Linked DNA regions of Homo sapiens: regions 2 and 3 are each linked to region 1. A link is a contact called in ENCODE Hi-C or POLR2A ChIA-PET data. All regions are on one chromosome and are shown on one strand. Each heading gives the region's core, a stretch centred on a gene start or an enhancer-like site at or near the end of the contact. The rest is flanking DNA. Distances are from core to core; before and after follow the strand shown.

Region 1 (4,209 bases), core at 458-2,957:
AATATGCATGCTATTGACAGTAACAAGAGAAATTCAAGTAAGATTTAACTTATGTTTTTTTTTTCAAACATATGCCTTTGTCCAAAACAGAGAGCCTTCATTTTAATATAATAGATGTAGTTTTCCTTTTTTTCCCCAAATAGACAAAGAAAAACATGTATAAGAATTATTTGACAATTTCTAAAAGCAATAATAAGGATATGCTTTTAAAGGTCTTATTTGTATGCATCATACTACTTTGAGAGTCAAGTGACAGATTTACTACTGACTTTCTAGACATTTACATATATGAGGCATGTATAATATTTAAGGTCCTTTAAAAAATAATATTAACATAATTACGGGCTGGGCACAGTGGCTCACGCCTGTAATCCTAGCACTTTAGGAGGCTGAGACGGGTAGATTACCTGAGGTTGGGGGTTCAAGACCAGCCTGGCCAACATGGTGAAACCCCATCTCTACTAAAACATACAAAAAATTAGCCAGGTGCCAGTGGCGCGTGCCTGTAATTCCAGCTACTCGGGAGGCTGAGGCAGGAGAATTTGCTTGAACCCGGGAGGCAGAGGTTGCAGTGAGCCGAGAGCATGCCACTGCACTCTCGCCTGGGCTACAGAGTGAGATTTCCTCTCAAAAAAAAAAAAAAAAAGCATAATTACTATCTCCGTCATGTATGTTCAGTACCCGTTAGATTTATCCACGAGTTTCCTTTCTGAGGTCTGAATCTGGGAATATGGACAAAGCTTTATGCTTAACTCAAAGAAAACATTTTTATGTTCTGGGTTAAGTTTTCAGTAGAACCTCTGTTTTTAGAGAAGATTCATTCACACAGCCTCTTGTCCCCCACCCAAGAGAGGATCAATGAAACAGACAGCAACTGTACCTAGCAATTCATCAGTGTTTCAAGTAAAGAAGTGAGAAAATTTTAATTATGTGTCATTTTCCGAAGCTTCCTTAGGTAAACAGAAACTAGAATGTTATGCTCTCTGACTCTGAGGAGGGCAGAATTCAGTTTCAACTATACATTATGAAAGTGGATGAGAGGCAGGTTGGAACAAGGACATGAAGCAAGCTATAAGAAGCTAGGATTTTAAAAGTGAGCTGGCTTATATGTTCATAACACTTTTCCAGTAGAAAGACAGAAAGAGAGGAAGGAAAGTGCCTCCTTAGTGACTCCAGTCTGAGTTTTGTATCCCCCTACCTTTTCATTAATGCCTATGCACAGCTCACTGTAGTATGCTGAGCCACAACTTCTGCCCGGGTCAGGAATGGTTTCTTTGGTGGTTGCTGGTATTTAAGAGCTGTATCACACCTTGTCCCACAGGATGATGGGGAAAATCCATAGGTACCATGGAACAAAGGTTCTCAACTAGGGGCAATTTTGCCCCCGCCTCCGCCCCCTGCCTCCCTAGGGGACATAGGGAAATGTCTAGAGACATTTTTGGTTGTTGTTGTCACAAATGAAGGAGGGGTGCTACCAAACACACCACATTGCACAACGCACACACCCACAACAAAGAATGTCAAGAGTGCCGAGGCTGAGAAGCCCTGCCACAAAAGCAAAGGGTGAAGTGGGTAGCAATACAGAGAAATGCAAGAATGTCATGAACAACAATATGGTCTAAAATAGGAAAAGAGTTTTATTACTTATTTAAACTTTCCTTTAAGCCTGTGTGTCAATTTTACTTCAGGCATCTGGGGTGGCTGCCAAATTGGCTATACTCAACCACAGTGCTTTTAAATGGTCAGCTGTGTCCTTAGTAACTCAAATACGTTGGGTGCCATAAATATATCTAAGAGCTATAGCACAAGTACATAAACGTGCAATCTCAAATATGCTATCCCAATAAAAACAAAGGTCTTACTTTTGGCCTATTCCATTTGCATATACTAAAAACAAATAACAACAAATAATACTATTTTTATTGGTTGGGAACCACCAAACAAATCCCTTCACATTATGGGACCACATACCATCAGATATTTTACAGGGATTCTAGGAAATGACAAAAGCCTGACAGTGTACCCACGGTGAGATGTTTTGTTGTGTTGCATAATTTTTAAAGTATATTCAGAATTATCGTCAGTCATATGAAGTCTCAGACAGTAAGAGTGGAATGGCTCGCAGGGGATGGAAAGCATATCTTCCAAGATGAAAAAAAAACTTGGAATGTGCTAGATTAATCTATCTAGGAGGATCCTGTATCTCCTTTCACTTTATGAACTTCAAATTTCTCCCTTCCCATGATAAAAGAGTCCTTTGTCTCAGACAGTGTGAGACACTGATTCCTCAAGTTTCCAGTGGGATCTGAGGGAGAGGATGTAATTCAAAACAAAACAGGTGCAAGGAATAACAACCTGATAGGCAAGAACTCTGCCCTTAAAAATTTGAGCTAATCTCAGCTCTTATAATCTTTAACATGATCTACAGGAAGGCAGAGAACACAGTGACTGACCGGAGGAACCTCTCTGTGAAATATGATAACACATAAAGTCAAAATTGCTGAAAATGGACTTATTTGTCTCATGCACTCACACATCAATAGGAATCCTCATGTTTTACAGTATTATTTCAATGTACAACATTAATTTTTTTAAACACATTTTTCTTTAGCTCAAGGTCTTTTACTCACCATCTACACCAGTGATTCTTACATTTTTAATCATAACCCCCTCACCCCCCGCCCGTAGCAGTGGTGGTGGCAGTAGCAGCAAGTATTAATAATAGCAACTAACATTTACTGAGCATTTACTATATACCAGAGACCTTGCTACCCACTTCCCGCATATTAACTCATTTAATCTTCGCAGCCACCCTATGAGGTCATTTTATTTTCCCATTTACAGAAGAAGTGGAGGCACAGAAATTAAGTAACTCACCCAAAATAACACAGCTAGTAAGCAGCAGAGCTAGGATCCAGAGGGAGACAAGCTGGCTCCAGAGTCCACTCTTACCTACTACCTGAAAGGACCTTTCTGAGCACATGCTCCCAGCTTTTGTGTACTTATTAACTTAGAAATTATATATTATTCTATTAATACATTATGTACATTACATATCAAATGTAAAATAATAGCTAAAAGCCAGGTACACCTGTAGTCCCATCTACTCTGGAGGCTGAGGCAGGGGGACCACTTGAGCCTAGGAGCTCAAGGCCAGCCTATGCACCATAGCGATACCCTAGTCTCTAACAATAACCATAATAATAATAAAACAGGATGCGATAAAAGAAATAACACACTAACGTATTCTTCCACATATATTATTGTCTTGCAAACCCCACTTTGAAGGCTACAGGCCTACAGAGCCCAAACTGCTTGGCCCGGCATTTGTGGTCTCTCACATGCTGACCTGCACCCACCCTGCCATTCACACATCCTCTCTCCTTGACACAACAGGCTGGTTTACTCACTGCCTCCTGCAAACACTTTCTGATGCCCTCCTCCATGCCTGGGCTCATACCATGTCCCTTGCCTCAAAAACAGAAAGCTAGTTTCAAGGTTTATCCCAAGGCCCAATGTTCCCCTGAAGCCTTCTCTCATGTCTCCAGTCCATCCTGGTCTTGCCTCTCAGATGTGTGATCTCGGCCACATGCTTGGTGCACATAACATGTAGCCACGTATTTCTGTGTAATTGTCTGCAGTGTCAATGGTTTATTTTCCAGGTAGCTCATAAGCTTCTTGAGAGCAGAGAATATGCTATAAATTTTCTTTGTATCCTCCACAGTACCTGACATAGTATGTACTTAACTTCTCAATAAATATTTGCTAAGCAGAAGAATAAACATTCTCCACATTTACTCTACATCTCTAAGGCCCAGGTCCAGAGGGTTAAGGTAAAGGTCATACCAGAAAGCAGAGGAAGTAATATGATGGATACTTTGCTCTTTGCCTAAGCTCATCAGAACCATGACAGACTGACGGTATTCACGGTGATTCCAGAAGAAAAGGGTTTCAGAGTCCCCAGCAGTCCTGGCATCTATAGTATGACCACCTCGCTTTAGGGAGCTCTTAAGTTTCTAAAGTAATGGCATCCTTCCTGGCCTTGTTTATCCACTACTGCCCACTCTGTTGGCACTTTCCTATGGGTAAAGATAGTCTCAAACATGCAGTTGGTATACCTGCTTACAAATGTCTGCAGCCAGCACAGTTTCAGAAGAAAATATGTCTACCCTTTACCTTTATTCAAAAAATAAGAAAGTTTTCCCATGT
Region 2 (4,209 bases), core at 451-2,950, 260 kb before region 1:
TCCCACTGGGATGCAGAGGAGGAGGCCAGGCTGAAAGGGAACCACACACATCTCCAGTCACTTCTGTCATTGCTATACTGACCCTACAGCACTTCCCATGTGCCACTGGGCCTGCAGGTCGGTATTGGCAAGGGTGAAGGTGAGGGGACGCAAAAGGGAATGCTAGGCTGTGGCGGGGAAGGGCTGGCCTGGGCTCCCAGGAGGTGAGGGGCTGAGTCCCAGGTCATGGTGGCCGGACACAGAGGCGGGTAGAAGGCCAGCAGGGCTGCCCCATCTGAGCCTGGGAGAGCCTGGGAACCCAAAGGCCCATCACAGAGGCTCGGAGGCAGCTGTGTCCACGCGAGACAGAACTTAGGCTGGACTTGGGGGTACAACCCCAGGATAAACTTGGACACATTGAAGGGCAAGCAGCTTGGCCTCTGTCCAACAGGAAACCCCCTCTGCACAAGGAGAGAGGGAATGAGCACAGAGTAGAGGTGCCATGTGTTTCCCAGGGCTTCACTGCAGACAGCATCTCCTGGGAGGTAAACTGAGGCCCCTGTGTGCAAAGCAAGAAACTAGGGCAAGCCCCTTGGGGCTAAAGGTCAAGGAACTGAAGGTTCCAATTTACCTGCCCTGGTAGTTTCTGGCAAGAGACCTCCACCGCCTTCCCTTCCAGGATATGCCAGGCTGCAGGCTACAGTGCCGAGAAGGAGAAGACGGAGGCGGTGGTGATGTCACCCAAGGAATTAAGTAAGCAGGGGAGCTGATAACATCGTCCAGCCAGGCTCACTGTGGGCAGGGTGACTCACTGAAGACGGCCTGCGATCGCCAGGTGATTGTTGTTGTGCCCAGCCTGTGGGGCTGGGGAGGAGGAAGGGGGGCAGGCCACAGAGCTGTGACAAGTTCCTCACCGAGGCCCCTGCTCAGGGGAGAGACCTCAGTACACAGTGTCCTCCACCTCTGAGCCCGGGGCTGGCTCAGGAAACAGCCCCCCTCTGCCTGTGCGATTATCTTTGTCCACAGTGTTTGGTGTGTGTTTGTGGGGTGTGTCAGGTGATTTTCCTGCCCGAAGCCTGCTGGGTGCTCCAGGTACTAGCGATTGCTCACAGCAGAGCAGTAGCCCCCTCCCTGGTTGGACAACTGTCTGTGGAGACAACACCGGATGGCAAACTGCTAACCGCAACCACGTGGCGTCCTTACAGAGGGAACAGCCTGTTCCTCCCGCTGAGGGCACCTGCAGACCTGCCCCATTCATGGCTCCCTTCTCCCTCAGTCCCTGCTGAGGGGATGGTCCCTTCCCACCCTTAAGGGCACCATGGACTGTTGTCCAAGTTGAGAACTGTCCAACTGCAGGGGGCACCATTCACTTGGCAGTCTTCGTGCCAGATGCTATGGCTGTCCACAGTGGCCCTGCCCCTTCCCTTTTGTAAATTACTTCTCAGTTCCCTCCTCCACCAGAATTATCACACCAAACTTTCCCCCATGTATGCTTGCTTCTTTATCACCTGACACTCTCATTCATTCATTCCACAAAAAAATTGTGGCGTTTGTGCAAGGTACTATTCTAGGCAAGGGAACAAGACAGACCCTCCTGGAGCTCATGGAGTTCATATTCTAGCATGGGGGAGAACCAATAAATAAATAATTGGATACATAAAACTGCAAGTGACAATAAGTGCTACAAAGAAAACTAAAGCCAGCCCAGGATAGAGGGTGATAGTGCCCTACTTCAGCTAGGACTGCCAGAAAGGCTTCTCTGTGGGGAGGTGGCCTCTGAGGGGAGACCTGGAGGCAGCAAAGGAGGAAGCCTTCCCGGCAGAGCCCCTCCCATTGGCACCCAATGCCAAAAGAAGTTTCTATAACCCGTCCTGGTTCTGCCAGGAGCCTGCGGCATGGCCTGGGGCGCTCAATTCCCAGTGCAGGGTGTCTATTTCTTCCCCCAACAAACAAGAGGCCTAGTCGCATAGTCTCTTCCAGCACAAATTCACCCACCTGTCGGCTTGAGGAACATGACAGGAATCTGGGTTGGAAGGCCAACTCAGCCACCCACAAGCTGTGTCATCTTGAGCAGGTTACTCAGCCTCTCTGAGCCAGTTTTCTTTCCTATAAAATGTCAGGGAATTGTGGAGGATTAAATGAGGTTGTGGAACTGAAACCACCTGGCACAGGTGCTATCTATGAAGTGAGTGCTTCATAGATATTTTCTGGGGCTGCGCCTAGGTGAGGTGGGGCGAGGTGGGGTGAGGTGGGGCGAGGTGGGGTGAGGTGGGGCGAGGTGGGGTGAGGTGGGGCGAGGTGGGGCCTGGGGGTGCGGTGAGGAGGCGGCTTCCACTGGAGGAGCCTGGAGAAGGCAATGCTGACCCCAAGACGCAAAGCTCTGGTGGCTGCCCAGGTCTGCAGTGGCAGGGCCCGGGGAGCTGGCCCAGGCTGGGACCCTACCTCTACCCACCCCGGGCCTGTGCACTTCCCACTGACAGCAGCCGGTGGGGCGGGCAGGGAGCTACAGTGGGGCCCCCAAGAACTGTCACTCCGCGGCCTAGCTTTCAACATCCTTTGGGGCCCAAGCCACTCAGTTCAACCTCTCTTCCTTCCTCCTTCACTCAGGCTGTTTTGAGTGAGGGCCAGCCACACTCAGACTCCAGCCATGGTGCTCCCTCTCAGCTCCAAGAGCCCAAGGCAAGGAGGTGGAAGGTTAATCAGAGTCCACCCTGGTCAACACAACTTCCCTAACACCTGATGTGAGTTTAGGCATTTAGACCCTGCCGGGAACCCAGAGGAACATGCAGGTGCTCAGCAGGTGCAGGGTGCGGGCAATAACACCAATAGCAGTAATAATAACTAGCCTTCTCGGCTGCCATGGGCCAGGTGCTTTTCATCTAAGACCTTGCTTGATGTTAATCCTGAGATGTGGGCATTTTTTATCCCCTTTCATACTTGAGGAAACTGAGGCTCCAGGAAGGAGGGGTTGTGGGGTGTCGGCGGCAGGGTTTGTGGGCCTACTTCCTGCAGGACAGGAACCTTGCAAGGCACAGGGGATCTGGAGAAGCAGAATTGGAAAGACTCGGGTGGGTGGACCAGCCTGAGGCTGGGGAAGGGCCTTGCAGGGGATTCCTGTCCCACAGATGCCTGCAGGCCCAGGTGTGAGGCCCCCAGCCCCACCACCCCAGCCCAGCCCACAGCTGCTGTGTCACAACCCCTAGAGCGGCTTGGGACTCTGAGTCTCCAACAAGCTCCCAGGTGACCTGGAAGCAGCTGGCTCAGTCTGGGAGGCCAGAGCTGGGCTGCAAAGCCCTGACAAAGCCATTTCTCAGGCCCTCCTGACTTTGAGGCAGGAAATGATCATCATGGCAGCTAATATTAATTGACACCTTACCTGCACAGTAGGTGCTGTGCTAAGCACTTTGCATATGTGAACCTACTTAACTCTCACAATAGTTCTGCGAGGAAGAGAACCTGGGCACAAAGAGGCTAAGTGACTTGCCAGTCATACAGTGCTGGCATTGAACCTGGACACCTGGCTCAAGGCCACACATCTGCCCGCAAAGCAGGATGCCTGGGGTAGGGAAGGCGGCAGGGCAGGGCCTCGAGCACTGGGTCTGAGTGCGGGGCTGGACCTGGTAGGCCCTGGGCAGCAGCAGGTTTCTGAGCAGGGGACCGGCATGCTCCCCAGGACTGGCCACATGGTGTGCGCGTGAGGGAGGCCTGGGCAGACAAGCTCAACACCACTAAGGGCTGAATGTGAAACCCTCCCGCAGGGATGTGGTTTTGACATGAGAAGGCAAAAGAAATAACGCTTCCCTCAAAGGAAAGAACTGACAAACAAAGCTGGGCGCCCATGTGTCGGGCACAAACACTAAAGGTGGAAGTTCAGACGCTAGGAAGGGCGCCCGCAGCCACTTCCTCTGCCGCCCCTCTTCCCCTGCAACAAGGCCTAGTATAGATAGGTGCACAGCTCCTGGGCCTGAGGTCTAAGGACAGCCAGCCTGGGGGACCACCTGTCTGTCCACATGTGTGTGCAAGAGGTCAGGGAGAAAGGGCCTCTGGGTGCTTGCTTGCAGGGAGTGCCTGTCCCCATCCCACCCTGCTCCTGCAGCCGAAAAGGACAGACGCCCTGACTCTAATCTGTACCTCTGGGGCCTCAAAACCACAGCCACGTCAGCCGCGCATGCATCTGGACTAGGTGGGAGGTGGGGCCACCTATGCAGGGTACGCAGGTGTGTGCCAACA
Region 3 (4,209 bases), core at 1,185-3,684, 190 kb after region 1:
TACTTTCCTTTAATATGCCATTCCAATCGTAAAAGACTCTCAGTCAATTCCACAAAGAAAGGATCAGGGACGAAATCTGCACCTTCCACAGTGAGCCGGTGCATTTGGAGAAGGTTTTTGAACATGATTTTGGTTTGGTGTCTCAGAGCATCCAATGGATGTTCCCAATGGGTATAGACATATTCCAAAAGTCTCCCAACTATACTTGAATTCCCATTCAGGCTGTCCGTTAGGCTCGGGGAACTTGATTCAAGGACTTGTATGGCTGAATTAGTCCAGGATGCTAAGATTCTAGACAGAAACATTTCCAGCGTTGGCTCTTTAATCCTGAAGAAAAATGAGCCATGAGCCATTATTGTAAACTGATTAGTAAAAGAAATTTCATTTTATAACAATTTAGACTTTAAAAATATTAAATACACAGAATGACCACAAATTTCAATTATTAAATTTACAAGAACAAAAAACTACAAGTAAAGCCAAAACAGATCTCAAATTTGTATATGATTCTTTTTACCTTGTAAAAAATAATCCAGAAAGCAGTTCAAGATCAGCCTAGGCAATATAGTGAAACCCCATCTCTATAAAAAATTTAAAAATTTAGCTGGGTGTGGTGACACACACCTACAGTCCCAGCTACTTGGGAAGCTGAGGTGGGAGGATTGCTTGAGCTCAGGAGTGAGACTGCAATGAGCTGTGCTCATGCCACTACACTCCAGCCTGGGTGACAAAGCGAGACTTTGTCTCAAAAATAATAATAGTCCAGGAAGGGACATAGGGAAATTTGGGGGATGATGGAAATATTCACTACCTTGACTGTGATGATTACACAAGTTATTTATTTATTTATTTATTTGAGACAGGGTCTTGCTGTCACCCAGGCTGGAGTGCAGTGGTGCGATCTCGGCTCACTGCAACCCCTGCCTCCCAGGTTCAAGCGATTCTCCTGCCTCAGCCGCCTCAGTAGCTGGGATTACAGGCGCATGCCCCCATGCCTAGATAATTTTTTGTATTTTTAGTAGAGACAGGGTTTCACCATGTTGACCAGGCTGGTCTTGAACTCCTGACCTCAAGTGATCCACCTGCCTGAGATCTGCAAGCCTGGGATTACAGGCTTGAGCCACCATGCCCGGCCTACACATGTAATTTAAAAGATAAGGAAAGCCAAGTGTTGGAGATGGTTGGGGGAATGGGGCTTCTCTGTGATAAAAATATTCTAAAGTTGTTTGAATTAACTTTTAAGATGTTAAAACTTCATTTCAGAAATGTTGATAAGGATCACTTTAGATTACCTATGTTAAAGTGCTTCATAAATTCTAAAGCACTACACATGTAGAAACTTTTATAGTTTTAAAAAATGATGCTAAAAACAAATTTCAGGAAAAAAATTTTTAAAGAAAAAATATAGCAAAGAGAATATTAAAAATTAATTTTAGAAATGCTGGTGGTTGTACAACTCTGTGAATAAACTAATAAACTGAATTGTACACTTCAAATTTATGAATTGCATAATATAGCTCAAATATGTAAAAAATTATTTTAGTTTTCCTCCTTTATTCATATGTTCAGTATTATCAAGCTGTATATATGTTTCGACATTTCATATACATGATCACTTTCAGCCATTATGGCAAAAACACCACAAAAATACAAAATACAGCCCCATGAAGTCAGAAGACCTTCTAAGATTGCTGTTTCAGGTTCTTATTAGCAATATGGTCTCAGGTAAGCATTTACTTTTCTAAGCCTCCCTTTGCCCATTCAACAAATTAGATTTCTTATCCTATATAGTAGCCATTTGAGGATCACATTAGATTACCTATGTTGAAGTTCTTTATAAATTCTAAAACACTATACATATAAAAATTTTTATAGTTTTTAAAAACGATAACATTGAAAATGTTAAAAATTAATTTTAGAAATGTTCTTTACAGGCTAACCTGCAGCAATAATTTTATTTATTTATTTTTTTAAGACAGGATCTCACTCTGTCGCCCAGGCTTGAGTGCAGTGGCACAATCATATCTCACTGCATCCTCGGCCTCCTGGGCTCAAGCAATGTTCTCACCTCAGCCTCCCACGTAGCTGAGACTACAGGCGCATGCCACCACACCCAGCTAAGTTTTAAAAGTTTTGTACAGACACAGTCTCACTATGTCACCAAGGCTGGTTTTGAACTCCTGGCCTCAAGTGATCCTCTTGCCTCAGCCTACTGGGAGGGTAGCTGGGATTAGAGGCACAAGCCACTCCAGCTTTTGGACTGCATCTTCTAAATGTCTTACAAGTGAAACAAAATATGAGACGATAGCATCAAAACTCACTGTGAACTCAAGGTGAACAAAACATGTGCAGTATCCAAGAGCAGGGCCTCCCCACTCCGACCCATGCTTCCGTTCTGCCAGTCCAACATGGCAAGTGTCCCCTGACAGAGGAATAAGACAGCTGACTGAGAGATGTCACCACAACAGAGGCTCCTGCAGCTGCTCATAAACCACTCGGGGACACTGGTGCAGTCCACTGAACGAAGCAGCACACTGCTAATCTGGAAAAATATAGCAGAGCTAACACACATAAAGCTTTTAAAACTTTTCAGAGATATTTCAAAATACAAACCCAAACATCTCTTTCCCCTGAAAAATCCTAGGAAAAATGACTAAATCCAAAGATAAAATACCCACAAATGTCATGATTATTGTATTAGTATTAAAGGAAAAAAATTACATCAAGTACGAGAATGATTTTGCTGGTTGGAATGTACTGGCAGAGCACAACACATCGCCACCTGCAGGTGGATAAGCTTAACAACTGCTTTTTTTTTTTGGTATGTATTTTTTTTTTAAACAAATGCTTTTAGAGGTGATTTGAGAAATAAACATCTTCGACTTATCCAAAGATAATTACTTTGTGTGATCTCATAATATATTTTTCTAAGGTCAGGTAAAAAGATAAAATAAGTTTCCATACAATATAGCAAGCAAAAAAAGAAATCTACTAGTAAAAAATACAAGGATTGTGGCCTAAATTATCAAATTATACTTTCTGTAAGAAGCAAATTTACTGAACAATTGACTCTATCTAGCATGCTTCCTGTCTAAAGCACATGATTTGGGTTATTCTCAATAAAGAATACATTTATCAGAAAAGTTATTACTGTGTATATATCTATACATTGATATGCATAATTTTAACATTAAAAATATCTTTTAAGATACTAATGAGAGATGACACTGAACAAACAGCACTAAAAAGAAACTAAAAGAATGTACATCAAAAATGTTTATAGTGATTATCTTTGTGAGATGGACTTACAGGTGACTGTTATTGTCTTTTTGTTATTGTTGCTTTATCTGAATTTTTGGAATTGTCTCTTATTATAACAGAAAAAGGTCATCAGAAGGAACCAGACAATGCAAAAAAAAATTATTTTAATTCACTTCTTTAAAAATATTTTTAATTTTTTTTTTTTTTAAGAGACAAGGTCTCACTCTGTTGCCCAGACTGGTGCAATCTTATCTCACTGCAGCCTTAAACTCCTAGGCTCAAGCGATCCTCCTACCTCAACCTCTCAAAGAGCTGGGACTACAGCTGTGCACCACCATACCCAGCAAATTTTCTTTTTTTTTTTTTGTAGAGACAAGGTCTAGCTAAACTCCCCAGGCTAATCTCAAACTCCTGGCCTCAAGTGACCCTCCTGCCCTGGCCTCCCAAAGTGTTGGGATTATAAGTGTGAGCCACTGCACCAAGCCAAAATTATTTTTTAAACATACCCTAACTCTCAATAAAGTACAATTCTAAAAAGGAGATGCACTTACCAAATGAGGAATCTTTTCAGACGGGTGAAACATAGTCTTAATAAAAAGAATAATAGCTAATCCAGATGTGCTCTGTACAGTCTGTAACAGATCATCTATTTGGCAAAAAAGGAGAGAAGCTTGTGTTAAATAATGAATATTCTGGTAGAGTGGAAAGAGCAGATGCTGAGCAGCCAGATAGGCCTGGGTACAATTTCTAGTCTGACCACTTCCTGGGTGAATAGGTCTTACCTAAGTTATTTAACATCCCACAGACTCTCTTTTCTCTTGGGTAAAATGGGATAACTCTTAACTGAGGCAGTGTCAGGTTTAGATGAATAATGAACATAAACGCTTTTTAGAAGGAGTCTCACTCTGTTGACAGGCTGGAGTGTAGTAGCGTGACCTCAGCTCACTG

The links. A loop is a pair of places that touch in the nucleus more often than their neighbours do. ChIA-PET counts read pairs that join two places held with the same protein, here RNA polymerase II (POLR2A). Pooled maps may share reads with other maps.
Region 2: a loop to region 1 is called in a pooled map, with 4 times the contacts of the local background. The contact joins two enhancer-like sites. A Hi-C loop is called at or near these places in 10 of 37 single-sample maps with no recorded cell type and 5 of 50 pooled maps.
Region 3: a loop to region 1 is called in a pooled map, with 2.9 times the contacts of the local background. The contact joins two enhancer-like sites. A Hi-C loop is called at or near these places in 1 of 37 single-sample maps with no recorded cell type and 4 of 50 pooled maps. POLR2A ChIA-PET finds 5 or more read pairs at or near these places in 1 of 52 experiments (naive thymus-derived CD4-positive, alpha-beta T cell).

What each region holds. Positions count from the first base shown.
Region 1 is chr2:43,386,269-43,390,477 of GRCh38, forward strand. All of the region lies in intron 29 of THADA (THADA armadillo repeat containing), which reads right to left. Among named protein-coding and RNA genes, the nearest start is that of LINC01126, 160 kb to the left of the region's middle. Within about 2 kb of position 1,708, at least 3 of the 41 ENCODE cell types and tissues checked have a DNase peak (open chromatin) inside an H3K27ac peak, as active enhancers do.
Region 2 is chr2:43,130,396-43,134,604 of GRCh38, forward strand. LOC105374570 (a long non-coding RNA gene) reads left to right here. Exons shown (of 3, transcript XR_940018.3): 3 at 659-1,979. Among named protein-coding and RNA genes, the nearest start is that of LINC02580, 30 kb to the left of the region's middle. RefSeq lists enhancers at 719-778, 2,877-3,640, 3,424-3,473, 3,641-4,209, 3,914-3,983 and a silencer at 1,269-1,318. Within about 2 kb of position 1,701, at least 16 of the 41 ENCODE cell types and tissues checked have a DNase peak (open chromatin) inside an H3K27ac peak, as active enhancers do.
Region 3 is chr2:43,574,701-43,578,909 of GRCh38, forward strand. THADA (THADA armadillo repeat containing) reads right to left here. Exons shown (of 38, transcript NM_022065.5): 9 at 3,813-3,907; 10 at 2,322-2,542; 11 at 1-327. Among named protein-coding and RNA genes, the nearest start is that of THADA, 19 kb to the right of the region's middle. Within about 2 kb of position 2,435, at least 2 of the 41 ENCODE cell types and tissues checked have a DNase peak (open chromatin) inside an H3K27ac peak, as active enhancers do.